Regions from separate parts of the Homo sapiens genome. Here all the other regions are linked to region 2. A link is a contact called in ENCODE Hi-C or POLR2A ChIA-PET data. All regions are on one chromosome and are shown on one strand. The core of a region is the stretch at or near the end of the contact, and the rest is flanking DNA. Distances in the headings are between cores, read along the strand shown. Region 1 overlaps NDST1-AS1 (NDST1 antisense RNA 1). Region 2 holds the start of TIGD6 (tigger transposable element derived 6). Region 3 has its middle 49 kb from the start of PPARGC1B.

Region 1 (3,302 bases), core at 440-2,939, 480 kb after region 2:
CGGGGGGGCGGTGGGGGGACGGAGTCTCGCTCTGTTGCCCAGGCTGGAGTGCAGTGACGTGATCTCAGCTCACTGCAAGCTCTGCCTCCTGGGCTCACGCCATTCTCCTGTCTCAGCCTCCCCAGCAGCTGGGACTACAGGCACCCGCCACCACGCCCAGCTAATTTTTTGTATTTTTAGTAGAGACAGGGTTTCATGAGGTTAGCCAGGATGGTCTCCTTCCCTCCCTCCCTCCCTCCCTCCCTCCCTTCCTTCCTTCCTTCCTCCTTCCTTCCTTCCTCTCTCTCTCTTTCTTTCTTTCTTTTTTTTTTTTTTTTGAGATGGGGTCTCACTCTGTCGCCCAGGCTGGAGTGCAGTGGCGCAATCTTGGCTCACTGCAACCTCCGCCTTCCGGGTTCAAGCAATTCTCCTGCCTCAGCCTCCCAAGTAGCTGGGACTACAGGCGCATGCCACCATGCCCAGTTAATTTTTGTATTTTTAGTAGAGACGGGGTTTCCCCATATTGGTCAGGCTGATCTTGAACTCCTGACCTCATGATCCACCTGCCTCGGCCTCCCAAAGTGCTGGGATTACAGGCGTGAGCCACCTTGCCTGGCTTCTTCCTGGTTTTTAGAAAGTACTTTCTGGCCAGGTGCTGTGGCTCACGCCTGTAATCCCAGCACTTTGGGAGGTCAAGGGTGGCAGATCACCTGAGGTCAGGAGTTTGAGACCAGCCTGGCCAACATGGTGAAACCCCCATCTCTACCAAACAAACAACAAAAAACAAACAAACAAACAAAATTAGTTGGGCGTGGTGGTGGGTGCCTATAATCCCAGCTACTCAGGAGGCTGAGGCAGGATAATTGCTTGAACCTGGGAGACAGAGGTTGCAGTGAGCTGAGATCGCGCCACTACACTCCAGCCTGGGCAACACGAGCGAAACTCCGTCACAAAAAACAAAACAAAACAAAACCAAAACCAGGAGGAAAGTACTACATGTGAAATGGATTGTGCTAGCAGCACACAGGAGTGAGGGATGAAGGTCTGGGAAGGCACAACATGCATCTTTAGGCTCTGCCTGAAACAGGAAACCTGGACCCCAAGACAGGACTTCTTTGGGAACCCACTGGAAGTGCTCTTCAAACAGCAGTGGCACTGATGAAAGTGGTGTGTAGAAGGAAAGGGCACGAGGGAATCCCGTGGAAGTGAGGGAAGGAGGCACAGAGCCCAGGTGGTCTTGGTGAATTTGGGGGCTTATGGCCCCTAGGTACTGGGAGGTAGTGTGAGTGGTGACAATAATTGCATCTTTTAGTTGGATGGACCCGGATTCCAAACGTCTTCTGCCACCCCTGTCTGTGTGACCTGGGGGAAGTTGCTGTACCTCTCTGGGCTGCTGAAGTAACAGATACAAGAAAGCAGGTGGCATGCATCAGAGTCAGTAATTAATTGCTGTGAATTACCCACATCCCCTATATCAGTCTTCGGTTTCTACATTTTATATCCATTGTATGGCTGAAGCAGGGATAGCCTTCCCATTTTACAGATTTTCTCTGCTGTTTGTTTAACAGATATCAAGGTCTGCCAGGAGGAAAACAGTCCTAGCACTTGAAAAGTTCAGTGTGTGTGTGTGTGTGTGTGTGTGTGTGTGTGTGTGTGTGTGTTGGGGGAGGGAGGGCGCAGTGGGGGGCGGAGGGAAAGAGAGAGGAAACTGTTACAGCATGTGGTCAATGCTGTAATTATGGTGACCATGTTCTCCAAACCACAAATCAGGTCACGTGGTCTGACAGAGGCTATTTTCTGCCTCCACTGAAGTCCAAACATGAAATCACATGTAGTTACACATTCATTGAATCACCTTTTCTTTTTTTTAAAGAAGCAAATGACATGAAATTTGGATTGTCCTTGACAAATCCTGCTATATTCCCAGAAAATCACTAGAGCTGTGACTGGGGCCCATACAGACCTCTAGCAGGAGCAAGAAGGTTTCCTGGACCAAGCGCTACTTAAGTGGGACCTTGAAGGCTAAATAGGTTTCCAGGCAGAGAAAAAGGTGGTGGCCTGGATGCCCTTGGGACAGGACTTACTCTTCCTGCTCTAAAGACAGCACTGGCCGGGTGTGGTGGCTCACGCCTATAATCTCAGCACTTTGGGAGGCCAAGGTGGGAGGATCACTTGAGCTGGGGAGCTCAAGACCAGCCTGGGCAACATAGGGAGACCCTGTATCTACAATTTTTTTTTTTTTTTTTGAGACAGAGTTTCGCTCTTGTTGCCCAGGCTGGAGTGCAGTGGCGTGAATTCAGCTCACTGCAACCTCCGCCTCCCAGGTTCAAGCGATTCTCCTGCGTCAGCCTCCCAAGTAGCTGGGATTACAGGCACCCGCCACCATGCCCGGCTAATTTTTTTTTTTGTATTTTTAATAGAGATGGGGTTTCACCATGTTGGCCAGGCTGGTCTCGAACTCCTGACCTCGTGATTCACCCGCCTCGGCCTCCCAAAGAGCTGGGATTACAGGCGTGAGCCACCGCGCCTGGACTTTTTTTTTTTTTTTTGAAACGGATGGAGTCTTGCTCTGTCACCCAGGCTGGAGTGCAGTGGCGCAATCTCGGCTCACCGCAACCTCTGCCTCCCAGGTTCAAGCGATTCTCTTGCCTCAGCCTCCCGAGTAGCTGGGATTACATACGTGCGTCACCATGCCTGGCTAATTTTTGTATTTTTAGTAGAGACCAGGTTTCACCATGTTGGCCAGGCTGGTCTTGAACTCCTGACCTCAGGTGATCCGCCCGCCTTGGCCTCCCAAAGTTCTGGGATTATAGGCATTAGACACTGCACCCGGCAATTCTTTTTTTTTTAAGAGACAAGGTCTCACCCTGTTACCCAGGCTAGAGTGCAGTGATGTCATCATGGCTCACTGCAGCCTCGATCTTCCAGGCTCAAGTGATCCTCCTACCTCAGCCTCTCAAGTACCTGGGACCACAGGCGCACAACACTATGCCTAGAGTATGTATGTATGTAGAGACGGGATCTCCCTATGTTACCCAGGCTGGTCTTGAACTCCTGGGCTCAAGTGATCCTCCTGCCTCAGCTCAGCCACTGTGCCCAGCCTCTGCAAAATTTTTCTTTTTAAATTAGGTGGCACGTGCCTGTAATTCCAGCTACTCAGGTGGCTGATGTGGGAGGATTGCTTGAGCCTGGGAGGTCCAGGCTGCAGTGGGCCATGATCACACCACTGCACTCCAACCTTGGCCACAGAACAAGACCCTGTTAAAAAAAGAAAGAAAGGAAGAAGGGAGGGAGGGAGGGAGAGAGACAGAAAAGTAGCTTGC
Region 2 (3,104 bases), core at 400-2,899:
GAACTCATGAGATGAAAGGAAATATTTAACATGAAAGGCAATGAAATACTATATAGGAAATAGAATGTCCTGGTCAGGAACAAAAAATTCTTTGGAGAAGAAAGCAAGGACCAAATCACAGGAAGTCCTAGTCAGGTTTCTAGCTTGCTTTGGGGGCATTAAGAGGCTTTTGACGGTTTTTTGGTTTTGTTTTTCTGGAATGACATGATCAGATTTACAATATAGTCTTTTGGTTGCAGGGTAGAGAACCTAATGGGTAAAGTTGATTTTCCTAAGAGATGGCCTTAAATCTGAAGATAAAAGCAGGCTAAACCAGTAGGCCATATACAGTTTGGATGTTAATTTGAGTGCAATAGGAAGCTATTGAAGGATTTTAAGGAAGGAGAGATGACTGCTGTGTAAAGAATGGAAGGGTATCAGAGAAAAAAGCAGGAGTCCACATGAGATAATGGTGGCTTGGATTAGAGTAGTAATAGAGAGATGGTGAGTAGTAGTCAGTCTGGGGCTATGTTTTTGCAAGCCCTGTGCTGGACCGGATGTGAGGTGAAGGAGGAGTCAAGGATAACGCCCAGGTTTCTGGTTTGAGCACTGAGGAATCCAGCAGATGATGGTGCCATTTACTGAGGTGGGAGGATCTACTGCGTAAACCTCATTTGTTAAGCACTTTACTTGCTTAATATTGCTTACTTGTGGCAGGGCTGGGATTCAAACCCAGGAGGCTCACAACAAAGCTAGCACTCCAAACACTACAGAGTGCTATATAGCTGGTTCTGGGAACTACTAATATTGAGAGGAGACATAGAAAGAGAATGAAGCAAGAGCCAAATCAGACAAGTCTTGGTCAAGCTAAGACGTCTGAATTTTATTTTAAGTGAATGAGACACTGGAGGGTTTTAAGCAGGGAGTGACTTGATCAGACTTACAGTGCAAAATGATCAATCTGACTGCTTCGTGGAGAATGGATTGTAGAGGGGATGTGGGGAGAACTACATCAGTCCAGGCAGGAGATGATGGTGGCTAGAAGGTTGGTGATGGCGGTAGATGCAGAGAAGTAGGCAGACTGGAATACAGTGAGGGTTGTGCGGGAACTTGTACAAATGTGGACAACTTGTGACACTGGAGAGAAAGGACAATCCAATCCAATCCCTATTTGATTTACGGAAGCTCTCCATACGGTCATTCAGCTCAGCTTGAGTCACTCCAGGAACTCACTACCATCACTATTCGTGGGCCAGTGGGAGAGACGGATTGAGGGCAGATCACTGGAGTGATGAAGGCGCTACTTGATGCGGCACTACGTATGAACCCGATCCTGAATGAGAGGGAAAGACTGAGACAGGCTGAGGTCAGGCCTTGAACGTCGTGCTGAGGAGAGGGTGGTATTGTAGGCTTCCCAGCGCCCGACGTGGCTCTGAAAGGTGAGGCGGGGCCTAGATCCCTCACGCTCAGCACAGCCCCGCCCCTGTTACCTGAACGCCCCACAGCAGTGCCCGGGGGCTGAGCGGCCGGGGCGTCCCACCGCCGGCAGCCACAGCTTCCTCCTCCGCCCGGGACCTCTGGCCGGAAGCAGTCCGTTCGCCTTACTAGACCCGCTCCAAGCCTTTGAGCAGTTCGTGTGGGTCCGCTCCCAAGCTAGGGCTGGGCTGTTGCGCTTGCGCCAGGGGTCGCATGCAGTCACGCGCTGCCGACCGCTTCCGGTGCGCCGCGAGGGCCGCCGGGACGGGTCTCCCTGGCGATCCGTGGTGTGCCGCTACTGCCGGTGCAGCCGCCAAACCGGTGCCTCGGTGACGACCGTGTCCCTGCCGTCTTCCTCGAGCTCCCCGGGGCTTGACCCCCGGGGCCCTCGGCAGGCATCGGTGAGGAGCCTGCGGAGCGAACCTGTGCTCCTATTCTTGCCCTTCAGGACCCCATATCGCGACTCCGAGGAGGGGAAGCGAGAGGGGCTGTCGCGACTCCGCGCCGTGTGTCGCCGGGCGGGGCCGCGGGGCCGGGGCTCCTTCAGCCCCCGGGATGCGCGCGCGAGCCCTCGCCTCCACTTCCTTGTTGCTGCTGTCACGACTGGAGCCGCCTCTCGCCGACAGCGGGGAGCGCGAGTGCGCCAGCCATCCCCCTCGTCCAGCCGCCGGGCCAAGCGCCTCCGGGAATGTGAGCGGCGCAGCTTGCACGCTCCTCCGGGTAAGTCCCGCCTTCGAGGGCCGCGCCGAGCCGCTGGGCGACCTCGAGTTGGATGCTGCGGCTCTCTGAGCCTCTACTGAGTCTTCCACAAAGTAGGGCCACTGAGCCTTAGTGTCCTCCTTCCGCAATCCGTATGGGACATTCGGATGTCCCAGACGTCTTAGCTTGACCAAGACTTTGTCTGGTTTGGCTCTTGCTTCATTCATGACCCAGAATGAGGGAAAGGAGCTAGCCCAGAGTCAAACTGTGGCCCATGGCTGAGCCCTCAAAGGCAATCTCGTGAGATTCCAAGGAGGATCTGATGGGACAGAGAAAGTGTCTCGCATATTTCAGGTATTGACCTTAACTCTGTTTTACAGATGAAATAACGGAGACTTAGGGTAAGTAGATTGCTTAAGGTCAGAGGTCCCCGTGCTGGTGCGACTGGTGTAGTCTGTACTAGAACCCGGATTTTCTGTCCTCTAGAGCCCTTCGTTTTTAACCTTAAATTGTCCTGCCTTTTTTTGCATTGCTATACTGCTGCCTCGAGTCTGATAACAAACTTGTACTCAGGCTTAGAACAGGGTAATAAAACAAACAAAACCGTAGGGTGTTGTCTTCCTGCCCTCAGCCCAAGGTGGCTGTAATGAGTGTTTCCTAACCCGTTTTGCGCAGGGTGCTTAGTACCCTATATGCCATTCATTACAGATGCTCTCCTGCAGTTACTGCCCTTCTCCACAAGGCTTTCAGCCGCCCAGAAGTCAATTCAGGGCAAAAAAGCGCAGTCCCCACGTAGCCTTGATTTGAACTACTGCTTCCCTTATCCTTTACTGGCCTATTGCTTACCCAGCCAAGTTGTAGACTGTGTTCTCTTCCTGGGTTGCACTATGGCAGTTAGAATGTAGGTTTTTGTTTTGTTTTTCTTTGTTAGTTTAGTTTTTGTTTTTAAT
Region 3 (3,195 bases), core at 239-2,738, 320 kb before region 2:
TTATGTCCCTAAATTACTGAAATTATTTTTCACCTAAAAAGAGATTGCACATAGTTTAATTTTCCCTTAAATTTTCATTCACCGCACCCCATCTCTTCCAAATGCAACAGAATCTTTTTCCCCAAGGTGTCAATATTAGAGGGAATCATAATTTCTACTCTGGAACCCTTCCCTCTTCCTTGGAATTTGCTTCCCATGACTGCACACACTCAGGCCCCTCTTCTCTCTCGTAAATTCAGCTCCCAGCTGAAGAAACCAAAATACCAGGACGCAAGGACAGGGATGGTCTGTTCTGAGGATCTTCAGGGAATGAGCTATACCCATCTTCCTGTCAAAGGCATTTCCCAATTATTCTCCTGAAAGACCAAGGCAGTCTCCCTTCTGGGAAGAAGGGGAGAGGGTGTGGATACACATGCCTCACCCCCTGCCGCCTGTTAACATGTAGCTGAATTCTAGAGTCGTAACTTGATGTCCTGCAGTGTTAATTCCCATTTTACTGATGAGGAAAGGGTAGGTGGCTGTAGGGTGACATTGTATAGGCCATTTCTTCAACAGGATTTTGCTCGGTTCTGTTTTGAGCACCTGCGGTGGACCAGGCCCTGCTTTAGGTGCTGTCCACACAATGATGAGCAAGACAGTTCTACATCTCCCTGGAGCCTGAATATCTTTATCGGTATAGTGGGGACAAAAATCCCACAACAATGACTTGGCCCTTCTCAAGGTGTTGTGTGGAGATCAGCTGAGCTAATGGAGGAGAAAGTGCTTTGTAACATATTAAGGCATGATACCAACATGAAGAATGATCAGGTATAGAGTGAAAGTAGATGTTAAAAAAGAAGGCTTGTTTTTCTGCACTCTTTATTAAATGATAACAATAACAACCACTCATTGTGCACCTACTGTTTGCCAGCCATTTTATGCACATTCTTCCAAGACCTCACAGCAACCCCCAAGAGAGCTGTATGATCTCTTGCAGGGGCCAGGGCAGCTTGCCCTAGGTCACGCGGCTCGTGTGTCTTGGAGCCAGGATTTCAGCCAGCACGACCTGCCCATTTCCCTTTTGGCAGACTCTCATGTAGGCTGTGGGGCAGGGCCTAGGTATCCTGGAGAGAAGGACCAAGGAAAGGCTGAAGGTAGAATGGAAGAGGAAGGAAGAATAAATGCATCTCCTTCAGGATCACAGAGGCAAAGATGAGCCCTGGGGGTGCCAGGGAACTTCTCAGGAAACAGGCAGTCAGGGACAATGACTTAAGGGTTTGGTAAGAGTTTCTAAACCTTTGTAACTTCCTCTTATTGGTTCTTCCATTATTCAGGCCTTCTGCCTATGGGAAGAAGCAATGAAACACAGCCTCTGTCTACCCATATGTATTAAGTGCCTACTATAGTGCCAGGCAGGCAAAAGGAGATGGGCTGGGGAGATGTCTTTTCAGAGGCAGGAGGAAGGGAAGTGTTGAGGAGTCCTGTGATGCACCCACTGTGGCTGAGAATGAGAACTCCAGAGGACTGAGAGCATGGGGGTGGCTCAAAAGAGGAACGGAAAGCCCATGAGTCTCTAGGGCCTTCAGAGAAGAAGAAAAGGGGAACAGGGAGGCATAAGCCCAACCTGGTCCTGAGCTGGGTGGGCCAAGAAGGGCGAGGACTTGGCCCTGACCCTGCCACAGGCTGTCACAGGGTTGAAATTGGGCTTGGGCTGGGCTATGTCCTCCTTGGCCCTCCAAGCCCTGAAGTTCCTCTTCCTCCTCCCTCCTCCCTCCCCTGCTCCACAAGCACCCACTCTTGCATTCTTGGGGAATCAAAGGCTAAAAATAAACAGTTGCCACCAGACTCTGGGCCCAGGGGGGAATGGGTTCCACAGGAGTCCTGTGGACAGTGGGTTGAGGCTGGGGCGAGGGGACGGAAGGTGGGGGGACAGCTAAAGGTCTTAGGACTCCCCCAAGTGGTGATGCAAATAGTCCCCCCACCCCCCACCCTGGCTCTGGAAGAGCCAAGCCTTCTAGCCTTCAACTCCATGACCTTCTACAGCTAGGGCTATTTGGATCCTGGGCAATGTCACTGTGCCTGCTGGAGAGATAGAGCATGTGGCAAAAAATAGCTTCACCTCCTTGCAGTATTCCTACCCATAACTGGACTCAGAGAGTCTTTATCAGTCCAAAGGCATTCTCCCAGTGGAGCAAAGGTGCTTTTCTGGGAAGGCAGAACCCGTGACTCCTCAGCCCAGAGAATACTTAGTGGGGTTCTCCTTACCGAGAGCATCGCTGGAATCCTTTGGAAGAGAGTCCAGTTTTTGGGGTGGAAGGCGGGGTGGGGAGTGGGAGCCGATGTCAACTAGCAGCACACATCTGTCATCTAAGAAATCTTCTTGGGTCTTAGCTGTCCTCCACTCTTCTGTCTGTGTCACTAACAAACACAAGTCCACTTCCAAAACTTACTTGATGGATTCATGGAATGTTCCAATCGAGTAATTGCCCAGACTTTTGTCTCTAGGAATCCAGGGGCTGGGAGACCCTCCCTGGCTCTGTGTTAACTCCATATTTAGCCATAAAGAGACTGCACCTCCAGGGTCAAGGACCCTGGTGCCTCTGAAAATATTAATAAGAACAATAATAACAACACTAGCTACCATGCATGGAGCACTGCTGATGTACCAGGCATTGTGGTCATGACTTTATGTGGATTATCTCCCTTAATCCTCACAACAACGCATGTTATAGTTTCATACCCATTTTACAGGTGGGAAAAATGAGACCTGGGGAGATTAAGTTGCTGCCATTTGCACACACATAGTCAGTGATGGAGCCCAGATGAGATGGTTTATAACAGTCTGACTCCAGATCCCATACTCTGAGCCTCTACGGAAAATGTTCTGTTTCAGATGAAGGACCCACCAGGGAACAGGAAAGAAAGGCTCAAGGCCAGTGGCAAGAGTCCCCAGAACATTTCCCTGGAGAACTTTCACTGTGCCCTGTCCACTGCTGTGTCCCCACAATTGCATTCTGCAATCCCACTAGCAATGGCTTGGTCAGAGGTCGAGCCACCCTGACCTCTCGGGCCCTTGCATACGCAGTTCCATCTGTCTCAAATGCCCTTCCCTCTGCGCTGAACTTGGCCAACTCCTGCCCAGATTAATAGCTCTTTCCTCAGAGAAGCCTGACCTGGCCAGATTCAGTCTCACCACGCCATGTAACTCTGTCTTAC

The links. Hi-C counts contacts between places; a loop is a spot of excess contacts on that map. ChIA-PET counts read pairs that join two places held with the same protein, here RNA polymerase II (POLR2A). Pooled maps may share reads with other maps.
Region 1: a pooled map shows a loop between it and region 2 (4-fold over the local background). The contact joins the enhancer-like site here to the promoter of TIGD6 in region 2. A Hi-C loop is called at or near these places in 2 of 50 pooled maps. POLR2A ChIA-PET finds 5 or more read pairs at or near these places in 3 of 52 experiments (GM10248, HEK293T and T-cell).
Region 3: a loop to region 2 is called in a map with no recorded cell type, with 4 times the contacts of the local background. The contact joins the enhancer-like site here to the promoter of TIGD6 in region 2. A Hi-C loop is called at or near these places in 1 of 37 single-sample maps with no recorded cell type and 3 of 50 pooled maps. POLR2A ChIA-PET finds 5 or more read pairs at or near these places in 1 of 52 experiments (naive thymus-derived CD8-positive, alpha-beta T cell).

What each region holds. Positions count from the first base shown.
Region 1 is chr5:150,475,839-150,479,140 of GRCh38, forward strand. The region is part of intron 2 of NDST1-AS1 (NDST1 antisense RNA 1); the gene reads right to left. Among named protein-coding and RNA genes, the nearest start is that of NDST1-AS1, 8.5 kb to the right of the region's middle. RefSeq lists an enhancer at 982-1,151 and a cis regulatory region at 1,067. Within about 2 kb of position 1,690, at least 3 of the 41 ENCODE cell types and tissues checked have a DNase peak (open chromatin) inside an H3K27ac peak, as active enhancers do.
Region 2 is chr5:149,999,005-150,002,108 of GRCh38, forward strand. It overlaps TIGD6 (tigger transposable element derived 6), which reads right to left and starts at 1,650. Exons shown (of 2, transcript NM_030953.4): 1 at 1,470-1,650. It overlaps HMGXB3 (HMG-box containing 3), which reads left to right and starts at 1,735. Exons shown (of 20, transcript NM_014983.3): 1 at 1,735-2,175. RefSeq lists enhancers at 874-1,662, 2,550-2,629 and a silencer at 1,390-1,469.
Region 3 is chr5:149,679,368-149,682,562 of GRCh38, forward strand. No RefSeq gene overlaps it. Among named protein-coding and RNA genes, the nearest start is that of PPARGC1B, 49 kb to the right of the region's middle. RefSeq lists enhancers at 987-1,306, 1,397-1,446. Within about 2 kb of position 1,489, at least 10 of the 41 ENCODE cell types and tissues checked have a DNase peak (open chromatin) inside an H3K27ac peak, as active enhancers do.